Linked DNA regions of Homo sapiens: regions 1 and 2 are each linked to region 3. Evidence: chromatin contacts called from ENCODE Hi-C or POLR2A ChIA-PET data. All regions are on one chromosome and are shown on one strand. The core of a region is the stretch at or near the end of the contact, and the rest is flanking DNA. Distances in the headings are between cores, read along the strand shown.

Evidence for each region. A loop is a pair of places that touch in the nucleus more often than their neighbours do. ChIA-PET counts read pairs that join two places held with the same protein, here RNA polymerase II (POLR2A). Pooled maps may share reads with other maps.
Region 1: a loop to region 3 is called in a pooled map, with 2.4 times the contacts of the local background. The contact joins two enhancer-like sites. A Hi-C loop is called at or near these places in 1 of 37 single-sample maps with no recorded cell type and 3 of 50 pooled maps. POLR2A ChIA-PET finds 5 or more read pairs at or near these places in 2 of 52 experiments (GM12878 and activated T-cell).
Region 2: POLR2A ChIA-PET joins it to region 3 with 14 read pairs in PC-9. The contact joins the promoter of BAZ2A here to the enhancer-like site in region 3. A Hi-C loop is called at or near these places in 6 of 168 maps with a recorded cell type or tissue (B cell, CD8-positive, alpha-beta T cell, OCI-LY7 and 3 more), 8 of 37 single-sample maps with no recorded cell type and 12 of 50 pooled maps. POLR2A ChIA-PET finds 5 or more read pairs at or near these places in 10 of 52 experiments (Caco-2, MCF 10A, PC-9 and 7 more).

What each region holds. Positions count from the first base shown.
Region 1 is chr12:56,568,718-56,573,263 of GRCh38, reverse strand. It overlaps RBMS2 (RNA binding motif single stranded interacting protein 2), which reads right to left. Exons shown (of 14, transcript NM_002898.4): 3 at 4,231-4,289; 4 at 3,274-3,365; 5 at 1,409-1,566. Among named protein-coding and RNA genes, the nearest start is that of RBMS2, 49 kb to the right of the region's middle. Within about 2 kb of position 2,608, at least 14 of the 41 ENCODE cell types and tissues checked have a DNase peak (open chromatin) inside an H3K27ac peak, as active enhancers do.
Region 2 is chr12:56,627,825-56,632,224 of GRCh38, reverse strand. It overlaps BAZ2A (bromodomain adjacent to zinc finger domain 2A), which reads left to right and starts at 1,899. Exons shown (of 29, transcript NM_001300905.2): 1 at 1,899-2,100. RefSeq lists enhancers at 1,593-1,662, 1,693-1,742 and a silencer at 1,963-2,312.
Region 3 is chr12:56,290,090-56,294,218 of GRCh38, reverse strand. All of the region lies in intron 1 of CS (citrate synthase), which reads left to right. Among named protein-coding and RNA genes, the nearest start is that of CS, 8.2 kb to the left of the region's middle. Within about 2 kb of position 2,603, at least 4 of the 41 ENCODE cell types and tissues checked have a DNase peak (open chromatin) inside an H3K27ac peak, as active enhancers do; they include PC-9, where a contact is called at or near this core.

The DNA of each region.
Region 1 (4,546 bases), core at 1,359-3,858, 280 kb before region 3:
CTCAGGTGATCCACCCGCCTCAGCCTCCCAAAGTGCTGGGATTACAGGCGTGAGCCACCACGCCCAGCCAAGAGAAACTATTTCTTGTTCCCAAGGTCTGAAACACTCAGAGTAAGGGGGTGTTCACGGACCAGACAAGATATAAAGCAAAAAGGGGTGCTTGGCTCACTTAGTCCAGTCATTTTGAAACTAAAAAAAAAAAAAAAAGTCAAAAGAATCTCCTTTCAAATAAAATCTTAAAATAAATAAAAGCAGAGCCATTTCTTAAGTGGGCTAAGGGAGGCTGATACCCTACGACAGTGAGGGCAGATACCAAAGCCCAAAGAAGGGCACCTGGGAAAACTGCAGGTATAGGGAATACTGTGGGAAAATTACTCATCTGAATCAATCTCCACTTCAGAGAGTGAACCAAGGCTCACAAGCTCTGATATCACAGGTGCAGAATTGTTCTGGAATACAGGTCTCCCAACAGATCTGAAAAGGAAGATCAAAACTTCTACCTCATCCTACTGCTCTCAAAGCCAGAAGGATCAGGGCTCTGCTCTAACACCCACTCCTGTAAGACCCTGGGCAAATCATTTCTACTGAAGAGTTCACTTTCCTCATCTGTAAGATAGAGAATATTTATCTCACAGGGATGTTGTAAAGATTAAATGAGACAAGATGAGAAATACTCAGTAAACTATAAGAATATACAGAATTTTTTACTCTGGTTGGGTCTGGATTAAAGGAACAAAGCCTAGAGTACTTCCCTAGGAAGTAGTAGGGAGCTTAGCCGAGTGTGGTGGCTCATGCCTGTAATCCCAACTGCTTAGGTGGCTGAGGCAGGAGGATCACTTGAGCCCAGATGTTCAAGAGCAGCCTGGGCAACACAGCAAGACCCCATCTTTATAAAAAAAATATTTAGGTGGGGCTAATGGGTTTTTGAGTATTGTAACCTATAATAAAATGAACCTTTTTTTTTTTTTTTTTTTTGAGACAGAGTCTCACTCTGTTCCCCAGGCTGCAGTGCAGTGGTGCGATCTCAGCTCACTGCAACCTCTGCCTCCCAGGTTCAAGCAATTCTCCTGCCTCAGCCTCCTGAGTAGCTGGGATTACAGGCATGCGCCACCACGTCTGGCTAATTTTTGTATTTTTAGTAGAGACGGGGTTTCACCATGTTTGCCAGGCTGGTCTCAAACTCCTGACCTCAGGTGATATGCCTGCCTTGGCCTCCTAAAGTGCTGGGATTACAGGTGTAAGCCACCGCACCTGGCCTAAAATGAACTTTTGACTTACCATCAAGTATTTTTGAATAATAGTAAAGTATTTTGACCTTGTGTGGGAAAGGCATAGATTTTGTTTTCTGGTGACCCCCAAGTGACATTTGTTATTAACCTCATCATTTCCCCACTCCTGCCATCCTCACCTTGCAAAGCCAACACCTCTGCTGGTCCCACTGGTATCTCGAAGGATACGGGTGGAGATAACCTGGCCAAAGGGCTTCAGCATCCCCTCCAGTTCCTGCTCATCCATTGACAGTGGGAGGTTTGAGATGTATAAATTTGTGGGGTCCTGTTCCTGTTGCTGTGGAAATAACAGTGAGAAAATGAGGCTCACATCTCTTATCCCTCTCCCACCCTCAGCCCTCCCCACAAATGACATTTCAGAAAAGAGACTATAGGAAGGGTCCCACATAAACAAAGATTATTCTATTTGTTAACACCCAGTCCCACTACCACGGGTTGTATATTGAGTTCCAGGAGGGAGAAGTGCAGATTTAATATTTCTAGTACTATACAAGCCCATCATACAAGTCATAAATGGTGTTTGGCTGTCTCTTTTAGAAACAGGCAGAGCAGCATTCCCGCTCTCCCCCAGCAGCCGGTCCCAGAGGCTGGATTCCCTCAGACTGCCTTGCTCCTTGGCTGGCTTGTTTTGAGCAGCCCCTCCCCACTTCTCTTCCAGCCACGCAGAATCCTCTAAGTAGGAATGCCTGTTCACTCCCTGATGGAGGAAGAGCAGGAGGAGGGGAGAAGGGAACAGGGAGAGAGCCAGATGCAGAGTTCACTGTGTCACCACGGAGCCCTGAAAGCTACAGTCTCCTAGGACCCTGAAGGCTCCTAAACCTTTGAGCTTTTGTCAGAGGGTTTTACTCCTGGAAGAAGAGGTAGGAGAGCCCTTCCAGGGGACAGAATGTGCAAAATGGCAATATCATCCAATAGTTGTATTTTTAAGAATTTAAGCAGTCACTCTGCCCTAAACAGTGGTCACCAGCAACCTTAATCCTCTTCTGCCTTTTCCTTTTGTTTTCCTTTTCTTTAACCATTACAGAAAAGGTGTCTAGCAGGCCTGCCTCACAAGCTCTATGTATAATACTCATAACAGCTTCAGAAAGGCAAAGGGACAGCCAGGCGTGGTGGCTCATGCCTGTAATCCCAGCACTTTGGAAGGCTGAGGTGGGCGGATCACAACGTCAGGAGATCGAGACCATCCTGGCTAACACGGTGAAACCCTGTCTCTACTAAAAATACAAAAAATTAGCTGGAGGTGATGGCGGGTGCCTGTAGTCCCAGCTACTTGGGAGGCTGAGGCAGGAGAATGGCGTGAAGCCGGGAGGTGCAGCTTGCAGTGAGCCGAGATTGCGCCACTGCACTCCAGCCGGGGCGACAGAGCGAGACGCTGTCTCAAAATAAATAAATAAATAAAATAAAATAGAAAGGCAAGGAGACAATCCCACCTAACAGAAGAAGTGAGAGAAAAGCTTCTAGATTTCTAGTAGTCTAGGTGAAGACAACAGTTTCAGACAGATCTGAGAAGAGACAGTTTCCTCCCTTGATGTGGCTTCCCTCCTGCCTCCCCAGCCCACTACCCAGCCCGTATGGGGAACAACATTAGGAGGTGGAGAGCATTGTTCTGAAATTCTGAGTTGCACAATTGACTTGTTCAGAGAATGTTGCAAAACCACCACAAGCTGTCTGGTAGGGAAGTGGGGCCAGGGTGAATAATATAGGGAACACGGGGAAGCAGCAGGAGTACCGGAAGAGGCCACCTTACCTTTCTTGCTGCCAATAACTTGGTGAAAGGAAGAGAGCTGATAGAGCTACCTGCCATAGACTTTGAATACATCTTCCTCCAGCAGCCAGGGGTGCTCATGGACTGTCTAGAAAGCACCACGGATAGCCCTTGCCCACTCAATTTCATGGTTCTTAAGCCCTCTGGAAACCTTAGAACTGGAACTTTGGTGCTAACCACAAACCCCTTGGAGGAACAGACATGGGGTAGTACCCTTACCTTTGCCATCTGTGCCTGTACACCGCTGGCCTTCAGTGCTGTTACAGCTTTCTGTGCTGCTGAAGGGCTGTCAAAATCTACAAAGCCATAGCCTGGAACAGAGGAAACAGCATCACTAGGAAGTGGGAGGTGTAAGGAACAGAGAGGTCCAGGCTTTTCAGGAGACAGAGGAAGAGTTATGATCCATGTAACAGAAATGGGAGGGAGAAAGAGCTATTGAGAGGTTTCAGGTAGTTATCCACATGCTCCTCAAACCCTGAGATGTGATCTACTTTGTGGCTAAGAATGCCAAGGCAATGAGCTACTCTGGTGTCCCTGCCCTTCTCCCTCCCCCTTAAGAAATTTGAGGTTTCAGGAACTAGGCTCTGCTAATAACCCAAAGCCCCCCTACACCTCTAAAAGAATTCACTCCCCTCTTTTCTTGATATACCCCAGAAATGCTAGGCATGTAGGGAATGCAGCCTCTCCAGAGCAGACCACCAGCCACCTGCTGGAAGAAGACCCTCACCACCCCAGCTTATAGCCCTTTCTCTTCCTTCCACTCTTCCAGCTCTATCTAGAACTGCTCAAAACCCCAATAAAACTACTCACCCTCAGAAAATAACACCCACCAAAACACTCCCCAAAAAAGGCATTTACATGACTTTGCTAAGCAGAAGAAAATCTCACTTACCCACTTCTACCACCTCATCCAGGGAAATACAAAGTCCAAAATAAGCTCAGTAGACTCAAAGGTGTTTTGTACAGTCTTCTGGCCTTGGGGCCCCTAAACAGCATTTTCAGCTCTAGCTATCTGGTCACCAAAGAATCTAAATATCTCCTAATCTTTTAAGCCTAAAAACTTCAGGGACTTCTCGCTGACACTGTAGACTCAGGACTCTCAGCAGTAAAGGGCAGTGTCAAGGGATGGCCTCACTTACTGGTGCTCTCCAACACCAAGGACAGTTGTTCTCTCACCTTTACATTTGTTTGTGGTCTTGTCCAGTATGGCCTTAGTGGAAACAATCTTGCCATATCTAAGGGAGAGGAAAATGCAAAGTAATAATCTGGGGGGCAGAGACTAAGAATAGGACAGAGATTCAGACATCTCAACAAATCCATGCCCTTTCCATGATCTAACTTTTCCTACTCAAACCTTCATAAAAATAAAAAAGAAACGGGGGCCGGGTGCAGTAGCTCACACCTGTAATCCCAGAATTTTGGGAGGCCGAGGCTGGAGGATCACTTGAGGTCAGGAGTTTGAGGCCAGCCTGGCCAACATGATGAAGCCTCA
Region 2 (4,400 bases), core at 650-3,149, 340 kb before region 3:
TGCCAGAGCCCTCCTTTCTCCAGAAGGAAGGAAACCTCTACCCTGAGTGTGACCTCTACTTACTCAGGGACTTGAGGTCAGCAGGCTGTTGGAGGAGTATTTTTTTTTCCCCAAGGTGACCTGTAAATCTGTTGTTTTGACAGGGAGGAGAGAAGGGTTTTGGTTTCCACCTGCCTATTCCCTCCACTGGTAATCTACTTATCTCGAGAGAGGAAGAGAAACCCCCTTAGCCTTCTGTGTCTGTGGCCCACACACTCTGTGAGCCTTTGCTAAAGCTAGCTTCCTTCTTATCCTCTCTGAGCCATTTGTAGTGGGGGGGTGGAGGGGTGGAGTCTTTCCCCAAAATTCAGGAAGAGCCCACCCCTCTGTGGAGTAAGGAAATCCAATGTAGACTGATGGATCTCACCCCCCAACTCTGCCCATTTTTCAGATCTCTTTCCTCCTCAGACCCCCAGAGGAAAACGTATTTGTTGACACCCCAACTTGCCAGAGTTTCATCATCCCCACTCTGTTGCTTTTCCAGAATATTCAGCAGCCTGAGCTTTGCACAGTTTAGGCAACTGTTTCTAGAACTGCATTGCATTGAATTAAATGGGAATTATCTTCAAGGCTGCAAAGTGTTGAGTTGCAAGGAAAGGAAACCTGGTTTCCTTTCTTGTCATATTTTATCCACTGTTTGACATTGAAGAAGTCATTGAACCTCTTTGGGTCTTAATTTCTTCATTTGATGAAGGAGAGAAGGTTGAACTAGAATTTTTTTTTTTTTTTTTTTTTGAGATAGAGTCTCCCTCTGTCACCCAGGCTGGAGTGCAATGGCGCGATCTCAGTTCACTGCAACCTCCACCTCCCAGGTTCAAGCGATTCTCTTGCCTCGGCCTCCTGAGTAGCTGAGATTACAGGGGCACGCCACCACACCCAGCTAATTTTTGTATTTTTAGTAGAGACCGGGTTTCATCATGTTGGTCAGGCTGGTCTTGAACTCCTGACATCATGATCCACCTGCCTCGGCCTCCCAAAGTGCTGGGATTACAGCCGTGAGCCACCGCGTCCGGCCTGAACTAGAAATTCTCTAAGCTCTAACATCATATGACACTGTTCTTCATCCTGGTGCCCTGCAGTGGACATTTTAGGTGACAGCCAAACTCTAGTCCTCTGCTAGATTTTACTTTTCTGAGTTTTCACACAGTTATGTAGCCCTGTCAGAAAAAAATTCCCAGAACCATAGAATGGGTGGACATTTGTGGCATCTTTTTGCTGATTAGTTTTCAGCTTATCCTTTACTTCTCTGACTGCATTTAGGCTACACTCAGGTCTTTGCTGTCTGGTTCCAGAGCCGAACCTTCTTTCCCCCACGCACAGGAATCTTTCCTTTCCGGTGACCAGGGCCCTGCAGATGTCGCCAGGAAAGTGGTGATCCAGGCAGGACCAGGCTGCACTGAAGGGACAGAGGTGAGTGGGTGGCTGACTCTTGCCTCTCCCCATCCCTTTACTGAATCGCGACCTGAGTGACTAACCTTTCTATTTCCACGTTTCCATTACCCTACCTGGGAAATAACTGCCCCCGAAATTCCCCTGACTCTTACCCCTACCAGCCTGTTAGAGAAGTGGCACCTGCCTTTGGGCCTAGACGTTTGGTCTAGTCTTTTAAGTTAACCTTGGGACTGTGGCATGCCTTTCAGTTTGCCCTGTGTGAAGCAGGACCACTGCCTCCATGAGATGCGGGTGCAGAGGGAGCTGCCAGGTGGGCAAGGTGGCCAGAGTTGCAGGAGGCACAGCGGCGCTAGGACCCAGGTCCGGGTCGGAAAGATGGGCTGGCGGGCTTTAGGACCCTGTGGCGGAGGCCGCGTGGGGAGACTCTCTCCCGGCCGAGGCTTCTCCGCCCCCTCCGGCTCCGACTCACTCCTCCCCCGCCGGCCATGTTGGCTCCTCTCGGGCCCCGCGGTTGAGCCGCGTCCCCCTCCCCCTTCCCGAACCCCGGACCCCAGACCCCCTCCCCAGCGGGCGTCTCCACCCGTTCTGGCGCCCGGAGCGCGGCCATGTGAACCGCTTGTACCCCGGGGAGAGACGAGCCCCGAGCCCGGCTGGACGCCGCTGCCTCAGGTTTGTGGGGTCTGTGGCCAGGGGCCTGAGGGGGAGGGAGCCCCGCTTTCATCCGAGGCTTCCCTCGGGGAACAGAAGCTCCAGAGCCGGCTTGAGCCTTGCCGGGGCGGGAAGCCGACGGGAGCTTATTTCCTGCGAGGATCCAACCCGAGGCGAGGGTCTCCTTGCTCTGGGGTCTGGGAGGAGAACAGGGCTGGTGGGGCTGCTGAGGACCCCGGACGGGGCCGCGGGGGCAGGAGGAGCTGTAGGGGCTCCCGGCGACAGTGAGGAGGCGGAGAAGCCGCCTGGCTGGTGGAGATGACTCCTGTGGGGGACTTGGGGTGGAATCCCCGGGAGGGGCTCCACCTCCTCGGGTGGGGGTGGGGATTGCCTGAGCGCGAGGGGTGGGTGAGGGGGTTCCCTTGGCGGGTTAAAACGCTCCGTTTGCGGGGAGCTGGGCGTTTTGACTGTGGTGAGTGGAGGGCGGAAGGGGTTTCCAGGGGTCTGAGGGTGTCTCCCTCGGGGAGCGCACCCATTCTCTTGAGCGTGAAGATCAGGAGAGGGCCTTCCTTGCTGAGGGTGGTGCTGCGCTTGGCTTGGGGCCCTCGCGTCCCGGGAGAATCGCGCACTCCGGGGATGGAGGTTGATAGGGCTTCCGCTGAGGCTTTCCAATTTGAGCTGGGCTGAGGGGCAGAAGGGAAGAATAAAGAGGAATTCCTTTTTCCAAGGAGATTCCTCACTGAGGGGATCCCCGCTTCCGTGGCAGAAAGATGATACCGCATCATCCCTTTCTTTCCCGGTGTTCCCAGTTTTCAGGAGAAGGCAATGTCAATAGCAGTTGTCCTTTGTAGGGTTAATTGGAGTGAGAGATTTGTCTGCTTTGGGGGACGACGGAGGGGATAGCTTTCCACCTCTATCTGTACACAAACAGCCCCTCCCCCAGCCTCCCGCAGGAAGTGGCCGGGAAATGGCAGCTGTGCGTTTGCTGCTGCGTGTCTTGTTGTTTTGAAATGTCCATTTTAATCAGATTTGGTTTCATTTTCTGAAGCCTTCTGGGCAAGCTTGGATCTTGCCAACCATGTGGCCCGAGAGACCTTTCGTTGGACTTTTTTTTTTTTTGTAAACTTGTCAACTGGAAGTAGTCAACTTCAGTTGACTCACGTATCCCAATCCCTTCTCCAGAACATCTCTGTCTTCCTGTCTGGTTTCGTTTTGTTTTCCCTTTAGCTAGAGGTCATAGAGAAGCAAACTCAGTTATCTACCAGCGGGGTACGCTCTATGTAAGTGATGCAAATTCCCTCAGCATAGAGAGCTGTCAGGGAGACTAGAGAGCTTTTGTGGCACGAGTAGCTTCTTGGGGTCCTACTTTAGTATAGTTATTATGACAGTTTCTATATTGCAGAGCACCTGAGCAAGTGAGCTTGTGAAGAAGGGTAGATTCTAAGAAATGGACGAAGAGGAAGGGGTGAGGAAGATTTAACTATTAGATGGATTTGTGTGTCGGGGGTAGGGACTGATTAACAGACTGAGATTGGTGAACTCAGTCCTTGGTGGTGATTCTAGCCTAAGGGCAGCCCCTGTGGGAAGCTTGTTATTTGACTAAGGGGTGCTGGAGATACTACCTTCTGCAGAATCAACTAATTAGAATAGTACAGTTTGTTATCATATGACTTACTCTTTAATCCATAAAAGAACGTCTCCCCTCTTATTCTTCTTGGAGATTGGTAAGCTTTTCCTCTGTTCCCTGCAAAGTCGTGCCCAGATTTTTTTTTTCTTTCTTTTCACTTGATAATCCCAGGATATTTCTCCTGTAACATATAGTGATGGACTGTGTGCTATGTCCCCAGGCATTTTGTGGCACACTGGATTTGGTTAGGGGCAACAGTTGGCCACAGAATTTTATTTTTCTTTCTTTTCTTTTTCTTTTCTTTTTTTTTCTTTCTGTCTTTTTTTTTTTTTTTTTTTTTTGAGACGGAGTTTTGCTTTTGTCGCCCAGGCTGGAGTGGTGTGATCTTGTCTCACTGCAACCTCTGCCTCCCGGGTTCAAGCGAGTTGCCTGTCTCAGCCTCCCGAGTAGCTGGGATTACAGGAGCCCGCCACCGCATCCAGCTAATTATTTTATTTTTAGTAGAGACGGCGTTTCATCATGTTGGCCAGGCTGGTCTCGAATTCCTGACCTCAGGTGATCTACCCACCTCGGCCTCCCAAAGTGCAGGGATTACAGGTGTGAGCCACCATGCCTGGTCTTCTCTTCTTTTCTTTTTTTTCTCTTCTCTCTCTCTTTTCTTTTCTCTTTCTTTCTTTCTTTTTTTTTTTTTTTG
Region 3 (4,129 bases), core at 1,354-3,853:
TACAGGCATGAGCCACTGCACCCAGCAGTGATCGGTGACTATTCACGTGAAGAGACTGTTGGAAAATGACAGTTAGGTAGAATTATTAAGGAAATGTCTGTAAGTATGAAGGAGGTCAAAGTATGAAATCTGTAGATTGCTCAGGCTTTTAAGTGGCCTGACCATGTAGTGCCAAACCGACTTCCAGTATCACCGTTGTGAAACACACACATTAAATGGCTTTAGTTCTCTGACCTGGTTCTGGGGAGAGAGGAGCCTTTGTCCTATTTGTGTTCGTGTTCTCTGAATGCAAGTTGTTCCTTCTGCATTGGAAGTGTCTGTAGTACAGGATTTTTTCCTACTGGTTATTAGTGTATTGTGTTTGCTCCATCAGCTAAGCCAGTCCTGCTGGCTTGGCAAGCTCTGATCTTTTGTTGATGAAGGACGAAGTCCCTGTTAAAATCAGGAGCTTCTTCCGCAAGGTTTTTCTGTTTTGTTTTCTAATTTTTTTTAGTATTATTATTTTGAGACGGAGTCTTGCTCTGTCACCCAGGCTGGAGTGCAATGGCGCAATCTCAGCTCACTGCAACCTCCGTCTCCCAGGTCCAGGCGATTCTGCCTCAGCCTCCCGAGTAGCTGGGACTATAGGCATGTGCCACCACGCCTGGCTAATTTTTGTATTTTTAGTAGAGATGGGGTGTCACCATGTTGGCCAGGCTGGTCTTGAACTCCTGACATCAGGTGATCCACCCACCTTGGCCTCCCAAGGTGTTGGGATTACAGGCGTGAGCCACCGTGTCCAGCCTGTTTTCTAATTTTTTAAATTATTTTTTGTAGAGACAGAGTCTTGCTTTTTAATTCAGAAATGCTGGGATTATAGGCATGAGCCACTGCGCCCAGCCTCCCCCAAGGTTTTAATGTTGGTTATGTGGATATGTGGTAGGACATATCCTGGATATGCAGAAGGACAGAGAGAGTCTGGATGTACCTAGGATGGAGAATCAAAGAAAATTTGGCTTCTTGACTGTAGGGTGAGGGTGCTAGATGTGGAACAGTGATGGTAATAGGCTAAGGAGTAAGAGGAAAATAACCTATATTGAGTAAGTGGGCTTTTTTTGTTTTGTTTTGTTTTTTGAGACAGAGTCTCCTCTGTTGCCCAGGCTGGAGTGCAGTAGCACAATCTCAGCTCACTGCAGCTTCAGCCACCTGGGTTCAAGCGATTCTTCTGCCTCAGCCTCCTGTTTGAAATGCTTGTTCCCTGGTGCTGTAAAGAAATAGCACTTGAACATAAATTTAATTAATTTAATTTAATTTACTCAGCAAGGCCTTTTTTTTTGAGACAGAGTCTCACTCTGTCGCCCAGGCTGGAGTGCAGTGGTGCGAACTCGGCTCACTGCAAGCTCTGCCTCCCAGGTTCACGCCATTCTCCTGCCTCAGCCTCCTGAGTAGCTGGGACTACAGGCGCCCGCCATGACGCCCGGCTAATTTTTTTTTTTTTTTTTTTTTTTTGTATTTTTTTAGTAGAGATGGGGTTTCACCCTGTTAGCCAGGATGGTCTCGATCTCCTGACATCATGATCCGCCTGCCTTGGCCTCCCAAAGTGCTGGGATTACAGGCGTGAGCCACCGCGCCAGGCCATCAAGGCCATTTTTATACTTTCTGCAGAAAGGGTACACGCCAGCAGTTTTGCCACGAGAGTACACCGAGCAAAGGAGACAGGGTCATTTATACCCTGATGCATCCACCCTACTGCTGTGTCCAGTTCCAGTTTCCATTGGCTGGAATGGGACCTCACATTTTGTATTTGTCCTGATTGGCTAGCAACTTAGAACTTTTTTTTTTTTTTTTTTAGACCAAGTCTTGCTCTGTCAGCCAGGCTGGAGTGCAGTGGCACAATCTCGGCTCGCTGCAGGCTTTGCCTCCCGGAGCTTCTCCTGCCTCAGCCTCCCGAGTAGCTGGGACTACAGGCACCTGCCACCACACCTGGCTAATTTTTTGTATTTTTTAATAGAGACGGGGTTTCACCATGTTAGCCAGGATGGTCTTGATCTCCTGACCCCGTGATCTGCCTGCCTTGGCCTCCCAAAGTGCTGGGATTACAGGCTTGAGCCACAGTGCCCAGCTGCAACTTAGAACTTTTTTAAAGAGGCAAAGGCAGAGGAGAACAAAGGAAGGTGTGAGTCACCATACCTGGCCTCTTTTAATTTTTATATTTTTTCATCTTACCACATTTGAGGGCTACAGCCCACCTCTATCAATAATAGCTGACTCACTAGAGGAGTTCTTGTAAGGGGTGGCAACAAATGAGCTCTTAGTGATTGTGGGGGAAAAACCTCTTCGTGATTGTGATAACGCCACCTCCACCCTATAGAGAATACTGGCTGTCAGACATTGTGAGCCAGGCCCTTGTCTTTGGAAGTAGCCCTCTCCATCTCTCCCCATGAAGGAGCTGACCTATTGAGTGAGATGACTGCCTGATTCTCCTGAGAGCTGCTGTTCCAGTAAGGTGACTCTACAGGTGGCATGCATCCAGAAGCCAAAAGCCCAACTGTCACACCTCCAGGATTAGGGGAGAATCTGGGAGGTAGAAGTTCAGGGATGATTCAGAGGTTTGTAATCTACCTGTCTCATCAATGAACATAACCTGAATGTACTGTTCAGAGCCATTCAGCAGCTTTCTTTGGCAGCCACGGGGTAGAGGAAATGAAATGTAGCCTTTGATGTTACAGTCCTCAAGCACCTCCTGTCTAGAGTCATTTGCTCTGCTGGTGGCCATCAGGGTTAGTTAAATTTGTTTCCTCTCCCTGAGATGCCTCCCTTCTTGGTCAAGAAGCCCTTAAAAAGAAAACTGGTATCTTTTCCTTGATGCCTGTTAAAAAAAAAAAAGAAAGAAAGAAAGAAAGAAAATTGGGACTTTATTTTGTATTCCACAGCTGGAAGGAATTATCCATTCACCTCTGCCTCAGGCTTGACTGCCTCTTTCCTGGGATCCAACTCCCAGGAAGTTCTGACACTTGATGGTAGGTGATAGGCCAACACATTTGTAAGAAACAAATATTTACTGAATTCAGCTATGCACAAAGCACTGTTCTAGATGCTTTTATGAAAATTATTTTATTTAGTTTACTTAACTACTCTGAAATTGGCTTTTATTATTACCATTTTAGAAATGTAAAAACTGAGACTTAGAAATTAGGTTACATAGCCAAGATAACACAGTGGGAAGGTGGCAGAACGTTCATTTAGGACTTGGTCCTTGGTAACTCCATATCTAAACTGTTTGGATTCAGTAAGTCTGAGGCCCAAGAAATGTAAATACTTCTGGCGAGGAGGTCACATTTTAAGTAACAAGACTTGACTACTTTTGCATATACGTCCTTATTGGAACCTGAGAATCAGACTCTGAGTTAAGTAGTTTAAGTGTTATCTTAATTATGGAAATGGGAAGAGAAATAGTAGTTCATTGTTTTCCTTTGGTTGTCTTAATTAGTAATGGAGCTAGGACTAGAACCCAGACTTCCTTTCCTAACTCCAAATTAAGTGCTCTGTACTCTACATCATTAGATAAAGTTGTCCTAAGTTGAATTTTTTCTACTCTACCCTTTTGAGCAATCTTACCAATGAATTGCTGCCTTTAAAATTCCTCTGATAACTTTTTTTTTTTAAGCTTCAGGTTTAGCAAAAAACATGACTGAACCTGACACCGAACGGTGCTAGAAAGTGGCTATCAGGCTGAGCGCGGTGGCTCACGCCTGTAATCCCAGCACTTTGGGAGGCCGAGGTGGTGGATCACGAGGTCAGAAGTTCGAGACCAGTCTGGCCAACATAGTGAAACCCCATCTCTACTAAAAATACAAAAAATTAGCCGGGTGTGTTGGTGTGCACCTGTAATCTTAGCTACTCAGGAGGCTGAGGCAGGAGAATAGTGTGAACCTGGGAGAGGGAGGTTGCAATGAGCTAAGATTGTGCCATTGCACTCCAGCCTGGGTGACAGTGTGAGACTCCTTCTCAAAAACAAACAAACAAACAAAAAAACATAAAATCTTCCGGGCACTGTGGCTCATACCTGTAATCCCAGCACTTTGGGAGGCTGAGGCAAGTGGATCATTTGAGGTCAGGAGTTTGAGACCAGCCTGGCCAACGTGGTGAA